Linked DNA regions of Homo sapiens: region 2 is linked to region 1. A link is a contact called in ENCODE Hi-C data. All regions are on one chromosome and are shown on one strand. The core of a region is the stretch at or near the end of the contact, and the rest is flanking DNA. Distances in the headings are between cores, read along the strand shown. Region 1 has its middle 65 kb from the start of NDUFS5. Region 2 overlaps MACF1 (microtubule actin crosslinking factor 1).

Region 1 (6,345 bases), core at 1,188-3,687:
GATGGGGTTTCTTTTTTTTTTTGGAGATGGAGTCTCGCTGTCGCCCAGGCTGGAGTGCAGTGGTGCAATCTCTGCTGGATCTCAGCTCACTGCAGGCTCCGCCCCCTGGTTTCACGCCATTCTCCTGCCTCAGCCTCCTGAGCAGCTGGGACTACAGGCGCCTGCCACCTTGCCCGGCTAATTTTTTGTATTTTTAGTAGAGACGGGGTTTCACCATGTTAGCCAGGATGGTCTCCATCTCCTGACCTCGTGATCCGCCCGCCTCAGCCTCCCAAAGTCCTGGGATTATAGGTGTGAGCCACCGCGCCTGGCCCGAGATGGGGTTTCACCATGTTGGTCAGGCTGGTCTTGAACTCCTGACCTCAGGTGATCCGCTTGCCTTGGCCTTCCAAAATGCTGGGATTACAGGCGTGAGCCACCGCACCCGGCCCTGTACATTGTTATTTCTATTTCCTTAGGCAATACCTGGCAACCAGCCCAGTCTGAATCTTCTGTAGTTGACAATCTAAATCTCCACACTCACCTGAGAGACTTGGTCACTTCCGGGAAAGGCCTCAGGATCCTGGTCTATAGAACCAGGAAAGGGGAGAGACAAAGATCTTGGAAAATTTGCCTCTTCCCCTCTGGCTCTCTGTCTTTAGTGAAGAGCAGTAGAAATATCCTTACTTAATGGTGGGGAGCAACAAGGAAGTGGGGCGCTAGGGAGCTTACTGTAGCAAGGAGTACAACCCCAAAGGGTAGAAACAAAGAGAGGAAGAAATGATGTATCCCTTGGGACCTGTGGGGAGTATATTGAGAACAGGGTGCAAGACAGGGTGTCACATGGCTGTACACTGCACAACCCTTGGGGGTGCGATTCACATCACATTTGTTGTCATTGCAGACGTGTACATTTATTATTACAAGTTTCCTGCAGATGGCAGTAACATGTTTTGAAGAAGGGCTCATGTTTGGGCTAGGGCACGGTAGGGTGCAGGAAGATTCCACCATCTACCCATCAATCAGGTATTCATTCATCTAACATCACATAATCAGGACCCTCCCTGTCCTTGGCATTGATATTCAAAGATGACTGAAGATGTGGTCCCTTCTGCATGGAACTCAGTCTAGTGGAGAGGACAGAAGGGAGAAAAGGCCGGGTGTAGTGGCTCACACCTGTAATCTCAGCATTTCGGGAGGCCGAGGCAGGAGAATCATTAGAGCTAAGGAGTTCAAGACCAGCCTATGAGACCCTGTCTCTATTTTTTTTTTAAGTAGTTAGAAGGGAAAAAATAATTATATCCCCGTATGTGTTGTGAAAAAGGGGAGTGCAGTGACTCAGAGCTAAGGATTGGATCCCTCTCTGGTTGTTCATTTATTCATTCCTTCAACTAAAAAAGGGGTTAAGCTATGTGCCAGTAGAAAGCATCTATGGGATTCATTCCTAGGAGTATCAGCAAATGCTGCTGAAATAATCATTCCCAACATCTGCTCCATTGTGGCCTTCTAGTCAGACGACAATTGTCTCTCTGCACAGCCCTTGTTTCAGTTGGCTTTATATTCACGTTCATTGTTCCCAGGTTCATTTCCCTCACCAGCTCTGGAGGTCTCTGTAGTCAGGAGTCCCATCTTACCCTTTTTGCCCTGGGACAGAGAGCCATGAGAGCACTACCTGGTCAGAAGCTGGAGCTTACTCCTCTGGGCCCATGTGTCTCTCCTCCAAGTTGGGAGCTCTGAGAAGACATCTCACAGGCACCTCTCTGCTTCATTCATTCATTCAATAAAAAAAATGGATTAAGCTCCTGCCATGTGCCAGGCACTGCGGAGATAACTGAATCTGGAGTTACAAGACTTAGGCAAATGACCTCACTTCTTGGATCCTCAGTTTCCTTATCTATAAAAGGGAGATGGTGATAAAGGGTGTAAAAGGGAAATGAACGAGAATCAGAATGTGCTGGAAAAACACAGGTTCACATGGCCCGTTACTGCACTTAACAGTGTCATTCCTTGTAACCTCCCTGGCAGCCAGATGAGGCAGTGGAGACTCAGGAGGCCAGCAGTTTCCCAGGCCAGCAAAGAAGGAGCCCAAGCCTCTTATTTCTGTCCCCTTCTTTTGTTCTTTAGGCCTTTGTCAGGGAGCAGATGGAAGTGGCTTATTCTGGCCAAGCCGTGAGTGGGAAGAAGGGAATGCAGGGATGGGAAATGGAACCCTAAAGACAATCTCATTGGGAATCCTTACTCCTCAGCTGCCAAACTTCCTTGCCCTGAGGCTCTTCGAGTTTTGTATCCAGGAAGGCTCCTCCTCCTTCCCAGCTTCTCTACTTCTTCCTGGCAGTGTCCTCAGAGTCTCTGGCCCTGTCCTGGAGCTTGGTTTCAGTAGCAGCAGAGAAGAGCAGAGGAGAGTGCCCTGAAAGTGGGGCAGAATGAATTGTAGCTACACACCACCAGCTCAGCTCCAGCTCTTTGAAAGTAAATCTGGGTCACATTAGCTGTGGGCTGGAACATGACCACGTGGGCAGAATTCTGTGCAGGCAGCAGAAAAGACAGCCAATCTGTCCTTTCTCTGAGGTGCAGGGCCCCTGTGGGACCCCAGTTGGTGAGGGAAGGTGGTTTCTGGATTGCAAGGTGTAATGCCATCTTAATGCCATCATGCTTTTCTAATGACATCCTAGGTGACATAGAGAAAGGTATGGAATGGCAGTTTGGCTCATGCCTTTCTGTTTGTTATGGGAGAAGCCTAGGCTGAAGGTAGGAATGCAGAGGAAGGACTGGTTACTTTGGGGACTGTGGAAGGCCATCATTTCTCAGTCTCATGGGCTCAGGGGTTAGATGCCACCAGAGTAGCTGACACTGCAGCAGGATCTAGGGCTGCACTTGTTCTTTATTTCAGCAGTCCTCCCCTTGAGGAAAGGTCTGTGAACAGATCCATCATCACTAAAGTGTTATATGGAGCCTGGCTGGCCTCCTTTTTCTGGTTGCTGTGGCTAGGGCCTGCCATGATTTGGCCCGGCCACTGCTTGTTGCCACATGTCAGTTACAAGCCTGCCAGCCTGAAAGCCCTGTCTTGGCTTTCCTGTAGGAGCAGAATAGGTGTCCCTTGCTGGAATCTCTGCCTGGATCTGGGATACTGCTACAGGGAAGGTCTGAAGCCCCTATAACTTGAAGGGTGATGATTATGAGCTGAAGCTTCTGTCTTAAGCTGTGCCCCACCCCTACCCCAGAAGATACCAGGCTTTTGCCTTGTGGTCAGGGGAGGATTCTGCCTGGGGCCTCAGTGGATGTCTCTGGGATGCCCTCCCCCACTCATTCACACATTTCTTCATGTGCTCACTCTTCCATTCATTCACGCAAAGGGCTGGCTTTGGGAGTCAGCTGGAGCCCTAGTTTCATTGCTCACTTGCTAATTGGGTGACCCTGGGACGTTAGTCACTTCATTGAGCCTCAGTTTCTTACAGTTAAAATGGGGGAGCAAGAGCACTACCTCAGAGACTTGCACAGTAGATTAAATAAGGTAGTTGGGAGTAGGATGCTTGGCCCAGTACCTGCTATATATTCAGCCCTTGATAATTTTTTTTTTGAGACAGAGTCTCGCTCTGTCACCAGGCTGGAGTGCAGTGGCACGATCTCGGCTTACTGCAGCCTCCACCTCCCAAATTCAAGCGATTCTCCTGCCTCAGCCTCTGGAGTAGCTGGGACTACAGGTGTGCGCCACCATGCCCAGCTGATTTTTGTATTTTTAGTAGAGACCCATGGTGGGTTTCACCTTGTTGGCCAGGATGGTCTCAATCTCTTGACCTCGTGATCCACCTGCTTTGGCCTCCCAAAGTGCTGGGATTACAGCCACTGCACCCGGCTGCCCTTGATACATATTAGCTCTTTTCATGAATATCATTCATTCACTCATACACTTGTTCATAGATTCATGAATGTGCTGATTTATCCCCTTGCTTATTCACTGATTACACACTTGCTTATTTAACAAATATCCCTAGGGCTACTTTGCTCTAGGCTCAGACTGCACTTCAGAGCCCAGCTCCTGCCTATGAAGACCGTTAGAATGCAGCATGAACTGAGCTACGTTGCAAGTCCAAAGAGTTTTGAGGAAGTTCTGGAAGGGAAGGCACTTCTACTCCTGCCCCTCCCTGGCTTAGAGCAATGATAGTATTTCTTCTGGGGCTGGGAAAAGAAATAGGAATTAGCCAGGACAACCTGAAGAGACAGGGCACTTCCCGGTGGTTTGCATCTATTCTTGCTCTCCTTTCTTTGGCTTTCGTAGGAAGGAAAGAAGGAAAATGAAGAGAGAACAGCTGGTGAGAATTAGGAACTAAAGAATCTAGACGGTGGTTTGGGGAGTGAACTCTGGACTCAGTTTAGGAGCACCTTAGAGCTGGTGCCAGCTGGGTTCCTCCGGTGAATAATAGCTGGTAAAGTCACTGTGTAGAGTCCTAGATGGGTGCCAGGCATTTTACATACATCATTTAATCCTCATAGAACCCTGGGAAGTAGTTGCTATTCTCAACAGAAATGTTAAGTAACTTGTCTGAGGTTATACACTGAGCAAATAATGGAGCTGGGATTCAGCATTACTTAATGTGCATGGCGCCCCCTGGCCCTCAACATGTACAATATGCCCTTTGCAGTTATTCAAGTGCTGAGTTTCTGGTCAGCCTAACTCCAAAGCCCTGGCACTTTTCAGGATATTTCAAACATAGTAAAGTAGTGAGAATAGTACAGTGAACCCCCATCACCCAGAAACAAGAATGATCAATTAATTCATGGCCAATTTTATTTCATTCATACACCGCTGTCAGTGGAAAAAACACAGTTCCTGTTTTTTCTTTTTTCTTTTCTTTCTTTTTTTTTTGAGATGGAGTCTCTCTCTGTTGCCCAGGCTAGAGTGCTGTGGTGCCATCTCAGCTCACTGCAACCTCCGCCTCCCGGGTTCAAGCAATTCTCTGCCTCAGCCCCCCGAGTAACTGGGATTACAGGTGCCTGACACCATGCCCAGCTAATTTTTTTGTATTTTTTAGTAGAGACGGGGTTTCACCATCTTGGCCAGGCTGGCCTTGAACTCCTGACCTCATGATCCACCCGCCTGGGCCTCCGAAAGTGCTGGGATTACAGGTGTGAGCCACCGCGCCTGGCAAGTTCCTGTTTTTCCATTCTCTTACTCAACAATCAACACAAGAAGACTTCTGTGACGCCAAGATATGTGGGGACTTCTCCCCGCCAGCAAGTTAAACAATAGTTCTGCAGTGGACACCAGCGGGGTGTCCTCCAGTTCAATTACAACACTGTCTACCTGGAAATAGCATCAGATCTCACAGTTTGAGGGTTCAGTCCCCAAGACATTCCCCTACTCCACTTCTTTTTTTTTTTTTTTTTTTTTTTTTTTGAGATGATGTCTTGCTCTTGTTGCCCAGGCTGGAGTGCAATGGCTCAATCTCTGCTCATTGCAACCACCGCCTCCTGGGTTCAAGGGATTCTCCTGCCTCAGCCTTCTGAGTAGCTGGAATAACATGTGCGCGCCACCACGCCTGGCTAATTTTTTTTTTTTTTTTTTTTTTGAGACGGAGTCTTGCCCTGTCACCAGGCTGGAGTGCAGTGGTGCGATCTCGGCTCACTGCAACTTCTGCCTGCCGGGTTCAAGTGATTCTCCTGCTTCAGCCTCCCGAGTAGCTGGGACTACACGCACACGCCATCACACCCAGCTAATTTTTGTATTTTTAGTAGACACGGGGTTTCATCATGTTGGCCAGGATGGTCTTAATCTCTTGACCTTGTGATCTGCCCACCTTGGCCTCCCAAAGTGCTGGGATTACAGGTGTGAGCCATCACGCCCGGCCAAGGGATTCTTTTCTTTTTTTTGAGACGGAGTCTTGCGCTTTTGCCTAGGCTGGAGTGCAGTGGTGTGAACTTGGCTCACTGCAACCTCTGCCTCCCGGGTTCTCCTGTCTCAGCCTCCTGAGTAGCTGGGATTACAGGCGTGCGCCACCACACCTGGCTAATTTTTGTATTTGTAGTAGAAATGGGGTTTCACCGCGTTGGCCAGGCTGGTCTCGAACTCCTGACCTCAGGTGATCCACCGCCTCGGCCTCCCAAAGTGCTGGGATTACAGGCGTGAGCCACGGTGCCCAGCCCCACCCCACTCCACTTCTAATGCCAATCACAAGACTCAGATTTTTTTTACCTGTGCTTCTGACTGACTGGCTATAATGGGGTGCTGGCTGGGTGCAGTGACTCATACCTGTAATCCCAGCATTTTGAGAGGCCAAGGTGGGAGGCTCGCTTGAAGCCAGGAGTTCGAGACCAGCCTGGATAATATAGTGAGACCCCGTCTCCACAAAAAATAAAGCAAAATTAGCC
Region 2 (6,345 bases), core at 2,799-5,298, 240 kb after region 1:
AAATGAAATGCCATTATTTAGGAGGCAGGGAAATAATTGGAAATTGCTTCCACAAGATCCTCTATCAATAAGATAGAGAGTTAAATAAGTAATCAGAAAGTAGCACTGACCAAAGAGGGACAGATAAAATTATATACAGAAAATGAAAATAATGAACATGAAAAGAAGAGCTGAAAAGTTGGAGAGTAATAAAAATGATGAAGTGTTGTAAGTGGTTAAACACTTAAATAATTTAAAATCTGAATGTATTATTCTGTGATAAAAGATCTCAAAAATGAGAATTCTTTAGGAGCTGTTTCTAGGATTTGCAAGGGTAATTTTGACAGCGTATATGCCTTATTCACTGACCTTCGGACCTAACTCCTGTGTTAAGATGTGACTCTACTGTACTTGTCTTTTACAGTTTTCTGGGTCTGACTCTGGGAGGACAAACAAGATTTAGAATCAGACCTTGATTTGTTTCTGGAACTCACTAGTTTTGTGACCTTGGACAAGTTACCTAAACTCTGTGCCTCATTTTCATTTCTTCAAACTAAAGATTCAAACAATTGTTTTCATAGGATTACTGTGAGAATTAAATGTCAGTGTTCAGTAGATCTAGTAATAAGTGATAGCTGTAGTCATGGTTATTGTACTACCCATTCTAGCCTGGATCAGAAGAAAAGTTACTAGTGGTTCCATAGGCAAGGGTCCCCAATCTGTTTCTTCCTTGACTTGCTACTTCCAAGACCTAGAACTAACTTAATTTAGAGCCATTGCCTTGGGAGAAGCTAGCATTGTCCAAGAATATGAGTATCCCACTTGCTAAATAGTTGCTTGAGTAGTATACACAGGCCTGTTTACTGGGATGCACAATTGTTCTGGAGCTTCTGGGCTGCATAAATCTCTCTTATTCTATGGACCAGTCCTGCTGTGCTCATCAGCAGGGAATTGCTACTTCTAGAGTCTTCTGTGTGGTTTGCAACACCAAAAACTTGTTGTATGGCGTTGAATTCTCACTTTGGGGGAACTGTTACGTGTCTTTAAGAACATTTATGATGATTTAGTCTTAGAAATAAGATTAAATCCTATCATTTTCACTGCTTACCACCCTGTAGAGCTTGTCACTCAGATATGCTTAATGCCACTATCTCTCAAGTAATCTAGGAACTTCTGACCTATTAAACATTCTGCAGTTTAGAAAAACTCTTTTTTAGTCTTAACACCGGGTGGCTTGCTTCAGAATATTTCCTACATGTTGGGGCTTATCCCATGCTGGGTTTTCCTTGTGGTCAGAATTTTATATACTGTAGTACTTTTTTTTTTTTTTTTTGAGACAGAGTCTCGCTCTGTTGCCCAGGCTGGAGTGCAGTGATGCAATCTCAGCTCACTACAACCTCCACCTCCCGGGTTCAAGCCATTCTCCTGCTTCAGCCTCCTGAGTAGCTGGGATTACAGGTGCGCACCACACCCAGCTAATATTTTGTATTTTTAGTAGAGACGGGTTTTTCACCATGTTGGTCAGGCTGGTCTCAGACTCCTGACCTCATGATTTGCCTGCCTTGGGCAGATTATAGGCGTGAGCCACTGTGCCTGGCCTGTATACTATAGTTCTTTGAATGACTCCTTTCAATAGTTGTGCTTTGCCATTGGCTCTGATTCAGTTTTCTTTTTCTTCTCTTTTCCTTTTTTTTTTTTTTTTTTTTTTTTTTTTAGGAATGCAGAGCAGTTGCTGGGGTGATTGACCTAGGCACAGTGGAGATATTTCCCATCTTCAAAGCCATGCAAAAGGGCCTCCTTGACCAAGACACAGGCCTAGTGCTTCTGGAATCTCAGGTTATCATGTCTGGCCTCATTGCCCCTGAGACGGGTGAAAACCTCTCTTTGGAGGAGGGCATAGCCAGAAACCTCATTAATCCCCAGATGTACCAGCAGCTCCGGGAGCTACAGGATGCCCTGGCCTTAATAAGCAGGCTTACTGAGAGCAGAGGCCCTCTTTCTGTGGTGGAAGCAATTGAAAAGAGAATAATCAGTGAGACAGTTGGACTGAAAATCTTAGAAGCTCACCTGGCAACTGGAGGTTTCAGTCTTTCCCCTAGTGAGAACTGTATTAACCTGGAAGAGGCTTTTCATCAAGGCCTCATTTCTGCATGGCTTCATTCAGTATTAGAGTCTTATCTTAGAACATCCAAGAATTTGATAGACCCTAACACAGCTGAGAAAATTGGTTTGCTGGATCTGATGCAGCGATGTATTGTCCACCAGGAATCAGGATTCAAATTACTGCCTGTCAAACAATTGGCAGGGGGGATGGTGAGCTTGAAATCAGGCCGGAAGGTTAGCATTTTCCGTGCAGTTCAGGAAGGGCTAATAGATAGGCAGGTCACTGTCCGGTTGCTGGAAGCTCAGCTTTTTGCTGGTGGCATAGTAGATCCAAGAACAGGACACAGACTTACAGTGGAAGAGGCTGTAAGACATAATCTGATTGACCAAGATATGGCCTGTGCTATCCTCATAAGGCAGCTTCAGACAGGAGGCATCATAGACACTGTCACGGGGCAAAGGCTAACAATAGATGAAGCAGTGAGCAATGATCTAGTAGCTGCTAAGATCGCCCTTGTGATTCTGGAGTCCCTCTGGTCATTCATGGGGTTGCTGTGGCCTGAATCTGGAGAGATCCTCCCAATTACAGATGCCCTAGAACAAGGTATTGTGTCTACTGAACTAGCACATAAAATCCTTAGTAACCGACAGCATATTAAGGCTCTGTTTCTACCAGCAACCACAGAGATTTTGTCCTGGAAGAAAGCAATAGAAAGTGGTATCCTGGATAGAGATCTTGCCAATAACTTAAAATCGATTTGTATACCTGATGTGATGCCCCACATGCAACTAGCAGACTCTGCAGAACAAAATATTAATCCTGGAGCAGCAGTTCTACCGTGCAGCAAGAGCCACCCTAAGGCCACAGCAAGCCAGAGTGAGAATCTGTTGTTCCAGCTGATGACTCACAGCTATATTAATGTGCAAAATGGACAGAGGCTGCTTCTGTTAGATAAAGAGCTGATGGAGACACTAACATCCAGAGATGAGTATCAAACAAGTCCTCCAAAAGTGGTTGAAATTGGGCATCAAAGGCAAAAAACTCCTGAGGGATTGCAAGAATCAGCTAATGTGAAAATCTCAGGAACTTTCAGCAGTGGGTGGACTGTGAGGCTGCCTGAGTTCCAGTTTTCTTCTCAGAACAAAGAATATCCCGATCGGGAAGATTGCACTACAGAAAAAGGCAAAAAGACCACTGTAGAAACAGAAGATTCTTCTGTAGAGAACCCTGAACAGGATCTGTTTGTAGAACAAAAAGAGAGAAATCCAAACATTGATGCTTTGAAGGTAATAAATAAAGTCAAATTAGAGGTACAAAGGCAGTTGATAGGTACCCAAAGGGAAGACCAAACAGCAGTGTCTGTCAGAGAAAATGCCAGCAGGGGACACCTCCTGACCATACCTCCTGCTGAGGCGGAAGGTGTGCCGTTGGTGGTTGACAAAGATGTTTTTTCTGTTGAAACACCAAAGAAAGAACATCAACCTCTAAGAAACACTTCCTTTACATGTCAGAATGAACAAGCACACACTCTTGAGACTGAATATATTCATGATGAAACTGGAGGATCTCACATAAAACCCCAAAGCAAAAAGTTACAAGTTCAGGTAAAGAAAACTCTAGGTATAAAGTTAGAACTAAAGTCTGAAACTGATGGGAATGTTCATCCTCTGGACAAAAAGGAAATGTTAAAGAAAACATTTCTGGCTAAGGATGACCATAAAGAAAGTCAAGAAGCACAGAACATCGCAGGTGGTAGTATGATGATGTCAGAAAAGACCGATGAGGAAGATAGTGGCAGGGAAATTTTTCTGTCATGCAGTCATCCATTAGAATTGCTTGAAGAAGCTACCTTAAATGTATTATCTGCACAGTTACTAGATGGTGGTATCTTTCATGAACAAACAGGTCAAAAGCTCTTACTAAATGAAGCAATATCCCGAGGCATTGTGCCAAGTCACACTGCCGTGAAGCTTATGGAGAAGCTGAACATGTTTCAGGGGTTCTTTGACTCTCAGACTTGTGAGTCTTTGACAACTGAAGAAGTCATTAATGAAGGTCTGATGGATGAGAAATTATTACATAATGTCCTCATGGCAGACAAAGCTATAAGTGGTGTCTTAGACCCCCGTACCCAGACACTGTGCTCTGTAAAGGATGCAGTTACAGTTGGACTTCTTGACAAGGAAACAGCCACCAGAATTTTAGAGAGGCAGGTGGTGACTGGTGGAATTATTGATCTGAAACGAGGCAAAAAAGTTTCAGTAACTTTGGCCTCAACTCTTGGCTTGGTGGACGTTGCTGACCAGCCAGAACTTATAAATCTGGAGAAAGCTTCCAAAGGTAGAGATGCTGAAAAAACAGTTAGGGAGAGATTAATTAGTTTACAAATGGAAACAACAGGACTTATAGACCCTGATAGTAAAGCACCTTTAACAGTTGTGCAGTCCATTGACAGAGGTCTTTTGGAGAGAGAGGAGGCCGTTCGTTTGTTGACTAAGCAAGTGGTAGATGGAGGTATCATTCACCATATATCTGGGATGAGACTTTCTGTTGATAATGCCTTCAGACATGGCTTAATTGGTGAAGATTTAGCCGAGAAACTCAAAAGAGTTGAGAACTTAAACATCCATCAGATTTTTAATCCTGAAACGAAGGAAAATATTTCCCTCCCTAAAGCCATAAAATTAGATCTTATTACCTCAGACCTGAAAAGAGAAATCCAGGAGGTTCAGGCCTTTACTGGAAACTTTGTGGATCTCATTTCTGGTCAGAGATTGACCTTGGCAGAAGCTAAAAAAGAAGGACTGTTAACTAATGAAGCAGTATTGTCTCCAGGAATGATGCATGGCATTGTAGATCCCGAGAACTGCAGAATTGTCCCCTACTCAGAATTAGTCAAGAAATGTAAGATTGATATTGAATCTGGACAGAGATATCTAGAAGTAATTCCCTTCTCAGACATTAAAGATGGGGTGAGCGACAAAGTGCTTACATTGTCTCAAGCAATTCAGCTTGGAAAAGTAGACTTTGCATCTACGCTGAAGGTTCTAGAAGCCCAGGCAAATACTGGTGGAATCATAGATACTGCTACTGGAAAAAGACTGACATTGGCATCAGCTTTGGAAGAGAAACTGGTGGATGAAAACATGGTCAGAATTATTGCATCTCATCAGGTGTTAAATGGAGGAATTGTTGACATATTTAGTGATCAGAGAGTGACTTTAGTAGAAGCTATTGAGAAAAGACTGATCAGCCCTGAACTGGCAAATATGATCCAAATAGATAGTTCAGAGTTCAGCGATCACAGGGCTCAGATTGAAAAGCAAGAAGGGATTGAAGTGTGTGCATTACAAAATGAATTTCTAGGAAAGGATATGTTAATTGCTTGTAATCAGACTGCTGAAATGAGTTGTAATAAAGTAGAAGAGAGTGAGAGATTATTTCAAGTTGAAAATCAGTCTGCACAAGAAAAGGTTAAAGTGAGAGTTTCTGATGGGGAGCAGGCAAAAAAGAGCAGGGAAATTTCCTTAAAGGAATTTGGGTGCAAGGATCAACGTAAGCCAAGAATGTCTTCAGATGCTAAAGAATTTATCAGTATCATAAATCCTCATAATCTTAAAGGTAAATCCTTGGGCCAAGTGTCATTGACACACCCTTACTCTGAATGTGATTTTAAACTTAAAGAAGTGGCTAGAAATAACATGGGAAATGATACAAATGAAGAGCAGGAAAAAGCAGTGACAAAAATAGAAATTATTTCTCATATGAAGCAGTCTACCTCATGTCTAGATTCTGAAGAAATAAGAGAAAATCAAGGGGAAGTGATTTTGGAAGTACAAGAAACATATTGTGAAACGTCAGGCAAATTGCCGAGTGAGCAGGTTTTGCAGCAACCAATGAATGCTCGGGTGAAAAGTAAGAGAGAGAAGAGGGAGGTGATTGTAGAAGAAAGTATCAGAACATGCAAACCAGCATTTCTTTCTGAAGAAAAGTTGTATCAGGAAACTGCCATTAGAGATGAGCATGACTCCCATATAAAGAGCCAACCTAGGGAAATGACCTCAAGTGAAAAAGGGAAAGAAGCTGATACAGAAATGGGATTTTCTATTACTTTTAAAATTGAAGAGTCCTCTTCCCAAGTGGTACCTCAAGGAATTTCTGTAAAACATTTAGATGCTTTAACACTCTTCAGCTCTAAACAGGCCAATGAAGGAAAAGTAAACAATTTAAGTCTCTGCTTGACTTTAAAACCAGAAGAAAAC

The links. A loop is a pair of places that touch in the nucleus more often than their neighbours do. Pooled maps may share reads with other maps.
Region 2: a map of esophagus muscularis mucosa shows a loop between it and region 1 (2.9-fold over the local background). The contact joins two enhancer-like sites. A Hi-C loop is called at or near these places in 3 of 168 maps with a recorded cell type or tissue (GM12878, esophagus muscularis mucosa and psoas muscle), 4 of 37 single-sample maps with no recorded cell type and 4 of 50 pooled maps.

Annotation. Positions count from the first base shown.
Region 1 is chr1:39,087,959-39,094,303 of GRCh38, forward strand. It overlaps a transcript of MACF1 not described here. Among named protein-coding and RNA genes, the nearest start is that of NDUFS5, 65 kb to the left of the region's middle. Within about 2 kb of position 2,438, at least 5 of the 41 ENCODE cell types and tissues checked have a DNase peak (open chromatin) inside an H3K27ac peak, as active enhancers do.
Region 2 is chr1:39,329,508-39,335,852 of GRCh38, forward strand. MACF1 (microtubule actin crosslinking factor 1) reads left to right here. Exons shown (of 101, transcript NM_001394062.1): 37 at 1,696-6,345. Among named protein-coding and RNA genes, the nearest start is that of MACF1, 130 kb to the left of the region's middle. Within about 2 kb of position 4,049, at least 3 of the 41 ENCODE cell types and tissues checked have a DNase peak (open chromatin) inside an H3K27ac peak, as active enhancers do.